Regions from separate parts of the Homo sapiens genome. Here all the other regions are linked to region 3. The links are chromatin contacts, found by Hi-C or POLR2A ChIA-PET in ENCODE. All regions are on one chromosome and are shown on one strand. Each heading gives the region's core, a stretch centred on a gene start or an enhancer-like site at or near the end of the contact. The rest is flanking DNA. Distances are from core to core; before and after follow the strand shown.

Evidence for each region. A loop is a pair of places that touch in the nucleus more often than their neighbours do. ChIA-PET counts read pairs that join two places held with the same protein, here RNA polymerase II (POLR2A). Pooled maps may share reads with other maps.
Region 1: a pooled map shows a loop between it and region 3 (2.3-fold over the local background). The contact joins two enhancer-like sites. A Hi-C loop is called at or near these places in 1 of 168 maps with a recorded cell type or tissue (CD4-positive, alpha-beta T cell) and 2 of 50 pooled maps. POLR2A ChIA-PET finds 5 or more read pairs at or near these places in 2 of 52 experiments (GM10248 and OCI-LY7).
Region 2: a loop to region 3 is called in a pooled map, with 2.1 times the contacts of the local background. The contact joins two enhancer-like sites. A Hi-C loop is called at or near these places in 2 of 168 maps with a recorded cell type or tissue (astrocyte of the cerebellum and sigmoid colon) and 4 of 50 pooled maps. POLR2A ChIA-PET finds 5 or more read pairs at or near these places in 2 of 52 experiments (IMR-90 and OCI-LY7).
Region 4: a map of transverse colon shows a loop between it and region 3 (2.3-fold over the local background). The contact joins two enhancer-like sites. A Hi-C loop is called at or near these places in 2 of 168 maps with a recorded cell type or tissue (GM18951 and transverse colon) and 4 of 50 pooled maps. POLR2A ChIA-PET finds 5 or more read pairs at or near these places in 2 of 52 experiments (BJ and endothelial cell of umbilical vein).

What each region holds. Positions count from the first base shown.
Region 1 is chr2:43,058,013-43,060,712 of GRCh38, forward strand. No RefSeq gene overlaps it. Among named protein-coding and RNA genes, the nearest start is that of LINC01819, 20 kb to the left of the region's middle. Within about 2 kb of position 1,364, at least 15 of the 41 ENCODE cell types and tissues checked have a DNase peak (open chromatin) inside an H3K27ac peak, as active enhancers do.
Region 2 is chr2:43,454,376-43,457,234 of GRCh38, forward strand. All of the region lies in intron 26 of THADA (THADA armadillo repeat containing), which reads right to left. Among named protein-coding and RNA genes, the nearest start is that of THADA, 140 kb to the right of the region's middle. Within about 2 kb of position 1,561, at least 4 of the 41 ENCODE cell types and tissues checked have a DNase peak (open chromatin) inside an H3K27ac peak, as active enhancers do.
Region 3 is chr2:43,238,930-43,241,727 of GRCh38, forward strand. The region is part of intron 36 of THADA (THADA armadillo repeat containing); the gene reads right to left. Among named protein-coding and RNA genes, the nearest start is that of LINC01126, 13 kb to the left of the region's middle. Within about 2 kb of position 1,447, at least 5 of the 41 ENCODE cell types and tissues checked have a DNase peak (open chromatin) inside an H3K27ac peak, as active enhancers do.
Region 4 is chr2:43,386,623-43,389,322 of GRCh38, forward strand. The region is part of intron 29 of THADA (THADA armadillo repeat containing); the gene reads right to left. Among named protein-coding and RNA genes, the nearest start is that of LINC01126, 160 kb to the left of the region's middle. Within about 2 kb of position 1,354, at least 3 of the 41 ENCODE cell types and tissues checked have a DNase peak (open chromatin) inside an H3K27ac peak, as active enhancers do.

The sequences.
Region 1 (2,700 bases), core at 114-2,613, 180 kb before region 3:
CCTCCTGCTTCCTGAGCAACCCCCGCGTGCCCAGATCCTCTCAATCCTCCCTGCTTTCTGTCTCCTGTGAGGGGATGGAGGGAGGGATACGGTTCCAAATTCTATTCCTGCAGGTCAACAGCATCAGCATGGCTTTCCCAGCATGAAGTGGGTCGTTCTTCCAGGCCCACTGGGGGAATTGGAAGCCGCAGGGCAGACTCAGGGAATCACTGGAGATGGTGCAGTGACCTTTAAGTAGCGCTGCGGGACCACCAAGCTCCGGAACTCAGGCTACCCCCATGGACGCCCCCCCAGGTCACTGTTCTCTGCTTCTCAGGCTGGGGCAGTGGCTCCCCATTTCAAAGGTCCCTCTGCCCCAGGGGACTTTCAATCCCTTCCTCAGTGCCCACCCTGGTTTGAAAAGCTCTAATGAGGAGGCCACTGTGTTCACTGCAAAAGAGAACCCCTGGAGCTAGTGAAATCTGAGTCCTGGGCACAGCCTGGATGCAAAGCTTTTCTGAGTTCTCACAACCTGCACGAACACATACGTGGGAAAGTGTCTTAGAGCACGTTCATTTTTCTCTGGCAAAACCTAATTAACACGCAACGCCACCTTCCTCAGGAATCTGCTGCGTGCTATCATTGCAATTCCTAAGAAAGATTTAGTGAAAATTCTCTGGCTTTCCACGGCAGGCCTTGCTCATATTGTGAGTGTGTTTCTTACTCTCTGGACTCATGTCAGCAAGAAAATCAATGTCTTCCCAAGAGATGTGTGGATGATAAGGCTTCTGTTTCCCAGTAAAGTTTATGAACTAAAGCTCCCCCAACACACCCACCAGTGCACCACCCTCTATGGCGGGGGTCCACCTCCGCTTCACCACTCTCTCTTTTTCCCCAACAGCCCAGCCAAAAGGAAGTCAGAATTATAGCAGTGCAGGGAAGGACCAGGGGGCAGAGCCAGAAGTGTCATGGGAGTGAGCAAGACTGGCCTAATGGGCAAAGCCTGACACCAGCAGGAAGAGTGATAGTCCGGGGAGGTAGGCTGGTGGCACCTGGGAAGTCTGGGGCCTCAAATGGCCAGGTAGGGATCATCTCAAATGATGGAGGCCCCAGGGAGTCAGCACCCCAGAACCCAAGAGGGCTGGGGCCTTGGCTTGGCAGAATAATTGTACACATGCCCGGTGCTTTTCTACGTGCTTTATGTTGCTTAGTTCATTTAATCTTCCCAACAATTCTGTACTACTTTCACCCCCATTTTACAGACACGGTAACTGAGGCACAGAGAGACTACGTTGCTTCCTTAGAGTCATACAATTGATATGTGAGAGTCAGGATTTGAGCCCAGGTAGTGTGGCTCGGTGCCCACCCACTAAACCACCACACCACAACCCACATCACAACTCAAGCACACGGCGGAGAGGAGGAAGAGGAGGAGGTGGAGCAATAGTAACAGTCCTGGACCCAGTTAGCAGATGTTCAGGTTACTATGGCTTTGTAACTCCAAAACTTAATGGCCTAAAATATCATCAATGACTAATTTCGCTCCTGAATCTACAGTTTGGGCAGGGCATGGTGGGAAGGTTCGTTTCTTCTCTGCAAGGTGGTAGCTAGGGCAGCTCATCTGCGGACTTGAGGGCCCACTTGTAAGATGATTCAGGCAGTCAGCGAGAACTGGCTGCTGGCTGGGAGCTCAGCCAGGGCTGAGAGCTGGGGCCTCCGTTCCTCTCCACATGGGCCTCTCCACAGGCTGCTCACCCTCCCTCTCAGTACCGTGGCTGGATTCCAAGAGTGAAAACCCCAAGAGACAGGAAGTAGAAGATGACAGTTTCTGAAAGCCTAGGCCCAGAGCTGGCAGCAGCATCACTTTTGCCATATTCTATTATGTGAAGCAGTCACATATTCCAGATTCAACAGGAGGGGATATAAAATTGACCTCTAGGCCGGGCGTGGTGGTTCACGCCTGTGATCCCAGCACTTTGGAAGGCTGAGTCGGGCGAATCACCTGAAGTTGGGAGTTCAAGACCAGCCTGACCAACATGGAGAAACCCCGTCTCTACTAAAAATACAAAAATTAGCCTGGCGTGGTGGTGCATGCCTGTAATCCCAGCTACTTGGGAGGCTGAGGCAGAAGAATCACTTGAACCCGGGAGGTGGAGGTTGCAGTGAGCAGAGATCGCGCCATTACACTCTAGCCTGGGCAACAAGAGCGAAACTCCGTCTCAAAATAAAAAAGCAAAAAAAAAAAAAAAAAAAAAAAAAAAAAAATTGCTGATCTCTAGATGGAAAGAGTGTTGGAATTTGGGGGCCAGGTTTTAAAACTGCCACATGGGGCGTGGGATCCAGAGGAAGGGCTGGATTCCAGGTATGAGGGCAAAGTGGCTGTTTGATCTTGCTCAAAGGTAGACTAAAGGGAAGATAAATTGACTGTAACACTCACCAAGTCCCCAGCATGTACCAGGTGTTGGCCCTCATGGGCATTATCTCAACTTACCTTTGCAAGAACCCTCTGACACAGATTTTTCACCACTCTTTGTAGATGAGTACTCTGAGGCTCAGAGAGGGTGTAAGCCTTATCCAAGGTCACATGCTGGTGAGTGGCCAGCTTTTCCAATTCCAGAGTTGACCCTTTAACTCCTCTGATGGGTTGCCTCCAGATAAGGAGCAGGGCTGGCCCCAGAGATGTGGCAAGGTGGGTCAGGATAAGGTAGGAGAGCAAAGAGC
Region 2 (2,859 bases), core at 311-2,810, 220 kb after region 3:
GAATTGCTTGAGTCCAAGAGTTCAAGACCAGCCTGGGCAACATGGTGAAAACCCATCTCTACAAAAAAATACAAAAATCAGCCAGGTGTGTTGGTGTGAGCCTGTAGTCCCAGCTACTTGGATGGCTGAGGTGGGAACATCTCTTGAGCCCAAGAGGTCGAGGCTGCAGTGAGCCAAGATCACAACACTGCACCCCAGCTTCAGTGACAGAAGGAGACCCTGTCTAAACACACACACACACACACACACACACACTAAATTACACATACATGGTTATGTTAAACAATATTGTTTGGCAACTAACTTTTAAAAAATACTTAGGTGCTGTATTCATGTATGTCCTGGAAAGAAAGAGAAAGATATTTTCCTTGTCCTTAATTTAAAAGAAAACTTTTAAAATAAAAGTACACTCTATTTTAGCTCCAAGTGTGATTAACAGTTAAGTTAAATACGAATAAGAAGCAAATCATATGCCCTCAGAATTTTGAAGGCAATGCTCCATTAACTTCTAAGTCCACTGTCATTTTGATTCCTAATTCTCTGTATATGAGCTGTTTTTTTTTTCTCTCACTTCACAAAATTTTGGAAATGACGAGTCTTGGGGTGAATCATTTTTCATTCACTGTACTAGGACTCATGTTCTTTAGTTCTACATGTTCTTAAGCTACTTGATAATTTTCTGCCCTCACTTTGCTCTGCTCTCCTTTCTGAACTTCTGTAAGTTGAATGTTCAACTGCCTGATAATCCTCTAATCTTATTTTTTCTCTCCCATGTTCCATCTCCCTCTCTCTAGGTCAATCTCTGGCAGTGTCCTTTTACTGTCTTCCCTAGTATGTACTGAAATTTTTACTTGGGCTATCATATTTTTTAATTTTCTAAAGCTCCTTCTTATTCACAGATTGCTCTTAATTTCATCTCACCTCCCTGAGAGTGTAACTTACTTTTTTTCCATCTGTTCCCTATATTACAGTATACCTGCTTCTACGGAATTCCCGTTTTTAAAAAATCTCTATTTTTCTTTCTATTGTTGATTATAAATTTTAGGTGGCAGCTGTTTCTTGGTATGCCTGTAGTACTTCTGTCCGTCATACAAACACACTTTCTCTCTTGCATAAGCACGTGCTCTCGCTCTCTCTCTCTCTCACACACACACACACACACACACAAACACACACAACAATGCAAAGAGTAATTCTGTCAGTTAAAAACAGGAGCATATTAAATGCTATAATGTGTAAAACAAGGGTTAGAGAGCAGGCTAACAAGAAGACACAAGAGAAGCCTATCCTGAATAAGCAGTATTGCAGAAAGGCATTTATGCAAAGGATAGGTTAGGTTCTGGCTTATACTCATCCAAACACGCTTTCCACTATGTAAATCTGAAAAACATCAATTCTAAATGCAGAATTAAAAGATTTTTCTCTTCTTCTCAATTCAGCTATGACTAAGGAAACAGAGACACAATAGTTACTAAGGAGGCAGGAAATCCTTCCAGCTAACCAACTTTTACATTCTGTTCCTTATGGTCAAAACGTTGACCACACTGTGGTAGCTCTTTTTGACTTTATGACCTTATTACTAAGACCATCAATTATATTCACTGTTATTTGTGCAGACGAACTGCTCGATTGCCAAAAGACTACGCTACAGTGCTATTTAACCTTTCCCAACAGAGACTCATTGAAACTCATTTGGTAAAATGTTTTACCTAACCTTGCAAAGATACTTCCTAGTAAATATTTGAGGTATATAAATACCTCCAAGTAGTCTTAAAAATGTGCAAAACTCATCATTGTTAAGGCAAATACTCATCTAAATTATAAAATCACATTAAAAGTTTAAAAAAAGTCATGCATTCAGACAAAGGTAATATTCCACATAAACTAAGGCAGTTCAAATACTATTTATCTGACTACATTCAGCCTACTTCCAATGGCAATTAAAAAATAATAATATGCACAGCATTTCATTTTAGAAAAGGCTGCTACTACATCATGGAATAGAATGTGAAACCATGTTCCACAGATTATTTATTCTGTGGTGGGGTGGGAATGAGGAAATGCAAAGTAGAGAAAGAGCAAAGGTCTAGAACCAGCCTGACCAGAGGAATACCACACAGTGGCAGTGTAACCTTGGGTGATTCATTCAACCTTGCTAAATAATTTTACATTTTCTTTTCTTTTCTTTTTTTTTTTAAGCAGAGTCTCGCTCTGTCACTACATTTTGTTTTCTATAAAATGGGAATAATAGTGCCTACTTAGTGGAATTACTTGAGAAATGAGATAATGCATCAACAAATCACAAATCTAACTTTGTACCTTCTGAACAAATTACACACACATTGTTCTTTTGTCTTGGCTCTTGCCACCAAGTCCTCTTCCTTTCCCTCAGCACTTTAAAGATGAGATGAAAGGAATAGAGAGGAAATTAGTATAAATTACAATTAAGTTCAACACACTCAAGATACTAAGATACTAAGAGTACACCAGAGAACATAACTCACTTTCAAACTTACAATGCAAATAGCTTTTAAAAATACACAAAGTACAGGCATTGAAAGCATGAATAAAATTTAGGTCTGGCATAAAAAATTTTACACAGCATTCTGAATACATTAACACCTATACTTTGAAGGAATCAAACACTAAATTTTATATACGTGTGTGTGTGTGCACACACGTGCCAAAGGCCAGGAAGACAGCTATGAAGTGGGATAGAATGTTCCACATCGGTAGAAAAAACGTATTTAGGATATCTACACACACACACACACACACACACACACACACACACACACACACACACACATGCACAGTGAGTGAGGTGATTAAAGGAGATGAAAATGGCGGTATACACAA
Region 3 (2,798 bases), core at 197-2,696:
GAATAAATGATCTCCGAGGCTCTTCCTCCCACCGGCTACACTGCTAGGGCAAGAAGAAATATGCCCTAGAATCTTCCTGGAGTGCTTCAAATGGGTGGGGTTAGCTGGTACACATTCATGTCTGTGGTAGGCCTACACAAGTGGGATTAACATGTGGTCATTTGGAATCATGTTGGAAATGTGATGGATCAGCATTTAGAATTGGTTAATCTGGTGCCTTCCATCCTTGTGAAGGGATAACTCACTGGGACTGCAGAGGAGGGAAGCAAACCAGAGCCTTCAGGGCTGCTGCAGTATAGCCTTCATCTTGCTACTGCCCCAGCCACATCAGGGCTCCCCATCCAAGGCAGATGCCTAGCTATCAGAAACCCTGTTATGTGCTGATACTCCCTGGTGCTTCTTCTCTGCCTCCACGATGAGCGCCTCCACCCCCATCCCCCGCCCCCCAACAGGGCTGGAGGTGAAGACCCAGGCCTCACACAGTGTGTTGCCTCCACTACAAATCTCAGCCTCTGATTCCCCCCACTAGGGGAAGTGATTATTAATTTCTAGGCAGGTAGACAGGTAAGTCACAGACTTTGAGGTTGCTTTCAACTACTGAATGAAAGAAAGATGTCAAAGTGGATGTCTTCCAGGTGCCAACCTTGAAAACTATTTCAGACCACGGATTAAAAAGCCCATGGTCTGATTTTAAAGTATTATGGGGGAGATGACTTCTAGACTAAGGCCATTGGTCAAGTCTGCCTTCTAGTCCTTCTCAAGAGAGGGCAATCAGCATAGTAAATGCTGTGCAAATGGCAATGGGTTGAATTCTCCCTGCCCCTAGCTCTGGAGAATCCTCCTTCAGGCATCTGAAAAATCCCTCAGCTTTAGGGGACTGGCCAAGGTGTTGGGTGGCCCTGCCATCCAACCAACTCACCACCCATCCACCCACTCACCCATTCACCCATCAATCTGATATTTTATCTACCCACAAGTATTTATTGATCACCTGTGTGTGGAGGACGCTGTGTGAAACATGAGGAAAACCACCCAGAAAACCACTCTAAGAGAGAGAAGAGTTGCCAGAGGCAAGCTGACCCACACGAAGTGTGACGAAACAGTCGAAGACGGTGTGTGACACAGACAAATTATATCATGAGTAGGGGTAATCAAAAGACAGAAAGGAAAAACAAATGTGGAAGGAGGAGGTGGCTTCACAGACAGGCTAAGCAGGGTGGGTGAGAGGACACACACAACCGAGAGGCAGTGAGGAGCCCAAGCTTGGGCCGCAGGGAGACAAGCTGCCCACTAAAGGGAGGACTGGAGGCGAGGCCAGGCAGGCTGGGGTGGCCTGGGCAGCAAAGGCAGCGTCTGACGGAGTGAGTGTTACTGCACTTTCTTTTTTTCTGAGCAAAAATACATTCAGGTTTCATGAGGCCGTTTCCAGATAACCTCATTATTTCTAGTCTTCTCCATGGTCGTCTTCACTTCCCCTTAGCAGGGGAAGAGCCTGAACTTTAAATTAGTCATGAAAAACAAGCTCGGTTCAGCTGACTCTGCCAGTCAACATTTCCTGGGGCTGCCAGAAGCCTCTCAGTCCCCTACCTCCCCTTACCCTCTACTCCGAGACTAGCCAGGGCTCTCCACCCACCAGGGCCATCAGAGCCCAGGCTCAGAGCTGGGATTCCAGGTGGGGCACTCTGTGAGTACATTCATGGCCATGCTATCAAATGCCATCATTTCAACCTTTACCACCAATTAAAAGCTCCCAGCTGACCCCTACTGGAGACAAATGGCCCAGAGGAAGGTCAGTGTCCTAAGGAATGGAAGGGGATCATCTCCCCAGCTGCAAAGAACCCAGTAGGAAGTCTGGGTCGGGGAACATAGGTGTTTGTGGTTAACAGTCTCTGTCCTTTATCTGAAAATTTAAAAAATTTCATCAAAGAAGAACCAAATGTGCTGGCCAGAGCTCTCAAGGGCAGCCCTAGTCCCAGCATGCACTGGGCCAAGTGCCAGGGCCGGGTGCAGCACCAGGACTATGGCCCACCCTCTCTCTGCCCTCGTCCCTGTCTGTGCCCTTGTCCACAGCCATCCCTTCCCCCAAATCCCTACCTGGCCATGATATTAAGTCTGGGGGGAATTCAGACTTCACCGGGCCCAGGTGGACCCCTCTTCCTTTTTTTTATGTTTATTTTTTTGAGACAGGGTCTCACTCTGTCGCCCAGGCTAGGGCAAAGTGGCACAATCACAGCTCACTGCAGCGACCTCCCAGGCTCAAGTGGTCCTCCCACCTCAGCCTCCCTGGTGGCTGAGACTACAGGCACAAACTACCATGTCCCCCCTAATTTTTGTATTTTTTGTAGAGACGGGTTTTGCCACGTGGCCCAGGTTGGTCTTAAACTCCTGGGCTCAAGTGATCCACACACCTAGGCCTCCCAAGGTGCTAGGATTACTGGTGTGAGCCACTTTGCCTGGCATCCTTTTTGTTTTAAGTCTTAGAGCCTACTATTTAAAAGAAAGTATATGCGGAGGCAGAATCCAAACACACACAACTTGGGTTCTAAGCTGAGTTGTGTCAGCTAAACTGTACTAAACAGTCCCTTTGCACCCCTGTCTGGACTTACCAGCAGTGTCTGGACAGGGGTGCAAAGGGACTATTTAGTACAGCTCACATGGATTTAAAAAAAAATCAGGGCAATTCTCATAAAGATCCAAATTTCTAGCATCTTTTGAAAATTAGGAAAATCAGACTGTGGTGTCTCTAGGCCTGCATTAGAAGACGGCAGCAGCTGCTGGAGCAGAGCGGTGGCCACGCC
Region 4 (2,700 bases), core at 104-2,603, 150 kb after region 3:
GTGGCTCACGCCTGTAATCCTAGCACTTTAGGAGGCTGAGACGGGTAGATTACCTGAGGTTGGGGGTTCAAGACCAGCCTGGCCAACATGGTGAAACCCCATCTCTACTAAAACATACAAAAAATTAGCCAGGTGCCAGTGGCGCGTGCCTGTAATTCCAGCTACTCGGGAGGCTGAGGCAGGAGAATTTGCTTGAACCCGGGAGGCAGAGGTTGCAGTGAGCCGAGAGCATGCCACTGCACTCTCGCCTGGGCTACAGAGTGAGATTTCCTCTCAAAAAAAAAAAAAAAAAGCATAATTACTATCTCCGTCATGTATGTTCAGTACCCGTTAGATTTATCCACGAGTTTCCTTTCTGAGGTCTGAATCTGGGAATATGGACAAAGCTTTATGCTTAACTCAAAGAAAACATTTTTATGTTCTGGGTTAAGTTTTCAGTAGAACCTCTGTTTTTAGAGAAGATTCATTCACACAGCCTCTTGTCCCCCACCCAAGAGAGGATCAATGAAACAGACAGCAACTGTACCTAGCAATTCATCAGTGTTTCAAGTAAAGAAGTGAGAAAATTTTAATTATGTGTCATTTTCCGAAGCTTCCTTAGGTAAACAGAAACTAGAATGTTATGCTCTCTGACTCTGAGGAGGGCAGAATTCAGTTTCAACTATACATTATGAAAGTGGATGAGAGGCAGGTTGGAACAAGGACATGAAGCAAGCTATAAGAAGCTAGGATTTTAAAAGTGAGCTGGCTTATATGTTCATAACACTTTTCCAGTAGAAAGACAGAAAGAGAGGAAGGAAAGTGCCTCCTTAGTGACTCCAGTCTGAGTTTTGTATCCCCCTACCTTTTCATTAATGCCTATGCACAGCTCACTGTAGTATGCTGAGCCACAACTTCTGCCCGGGTCAGGAATGGTTTCTTTGGTGGTTGCTGGTATTTAAGAGCTGTATCACACCTTGTCCCACAGGATGATGGGGAAAATCCATAGGTACCATGGAACAAAGGTTCTCAACTAGGGGCAATTTTGCCCCCGCCTCCGCCCCCTGCCTCCCTAGGGGACATAGGGAAATGTCTAGAGACATTTTTGGTTGTTGTTGTCACAAATGAAGGAGGGGTGCTACCAAACACACCACATTGCACAACGCACACACCCACAACAAAGAATGTCAAGAGTGCCGAGGCTGAGAAGCCCTGCCACAAAAGCAAAGGGTGAAGTGGGTAGCAATACAGAGAAATGCAAGAATGTCATGAACAACAATATGGTCTAAAATAGGAAAAGAGTTTTATTACTTATTTAAACTTTCCTTTAAGCCTGTGTGTCAATTTTACTTCAGGCATCTGGGGTGGCTGCCAAATTGGCTATACTCAACCACAGTGCTTTTAAATGGTCAGCTGTGTCCTTAGTAACTCAAATACGTTGGGTGCCATAAATATATCTAAGAGCTATAGCACAAGTACATAAACGTGCAATCTCAAATATGCTATCCCAATAAAAACAAAGGTCTTACTTTTGGCCTATTCCATTTGCATATACTAAAAACAAATAACAACAAATAATACTATTTTTATTGGTTGGGAACCACCAAACAAATCCCTTCACATTATGGGACCACATACCATCAGATATTTTACAGGGATTCTAGGAAATGACAAAAGCCTGACAGTGTACCCACGGTGAGATGTTTTGTTGTGTTGCATAATTTTTAAAGTATATTCAGAATTATCGTCAGTCATATGAAGTCTCAGACAGTAAGAGTGGAATGGCTCGCAGGGGATGGAAAGCATATCTTCCAAGATGAAAAAAAAACTTGGAATGTGCTAGATTAATCTATCTAGGAGGATCCTGTATCTCCTTTCACTTTATGAACTTCAAATTTCTCCCTTCCCATGATAAAAGAGTCCTTTGTCTCAGACAGTGTGAGACACTGATTCCTCAAGTTTCCAGTGGGATCTGAGGGAGAGGATGTAATTCAAAACAAAACAGGTGCAAGGAATAACAACCTGATAGGCAAGAACTCTGCCCTTAAAAATTTGAGCTAATCTCAGCTCTTATAATCTTTAACATGATCTACAGGAAGGCAGAGAACACAGTGACTGACCGGAGGAACCTCTCTGTGAAATATGATAACACATAAAGTCAAAATTGCTGAAAATGGACTTATTTGTCTCATGCACTCACACATCAATAGGAATCCTCATGTTTTACAGTATTATTTCAATGTACAACATTAATTTTTTTAAACACATTTTTCTTTAGCTCAAGGTCTTTTACTCACCATCTACACCAGTGATTCTTACATTTTTAATCATAACCCCCTCACCCCCCGCCCGTAGCAGTGGTGGTGGCAGTAGCAGCAAGTATTAATAATAGCAACTAACATTTACTGAGCATTTACTATATACCAGAGACCTTGCTACCCACTTCCCGCATATTAACTCATTTAATCTTCGCAGCCACCCTATGAGGTCATTTTATTTTCCCATTTACAGAAGAAGTGGAGGCACAGAAATTAAGTAACTCACCCAAAATAACACAGCTAGTAAGCAGCAGAGCTAGGATCCAGAGGGAGACAAGCTGGCTCCAGAGTCCACTCTTACCTACTACCTGAAAGGACCTTTCTGAGCACATGCTCCCAGCTTTTGTGTACTTATTAACTTAGAAATTATATATTATTCTATTAATACATTATGTACATTACA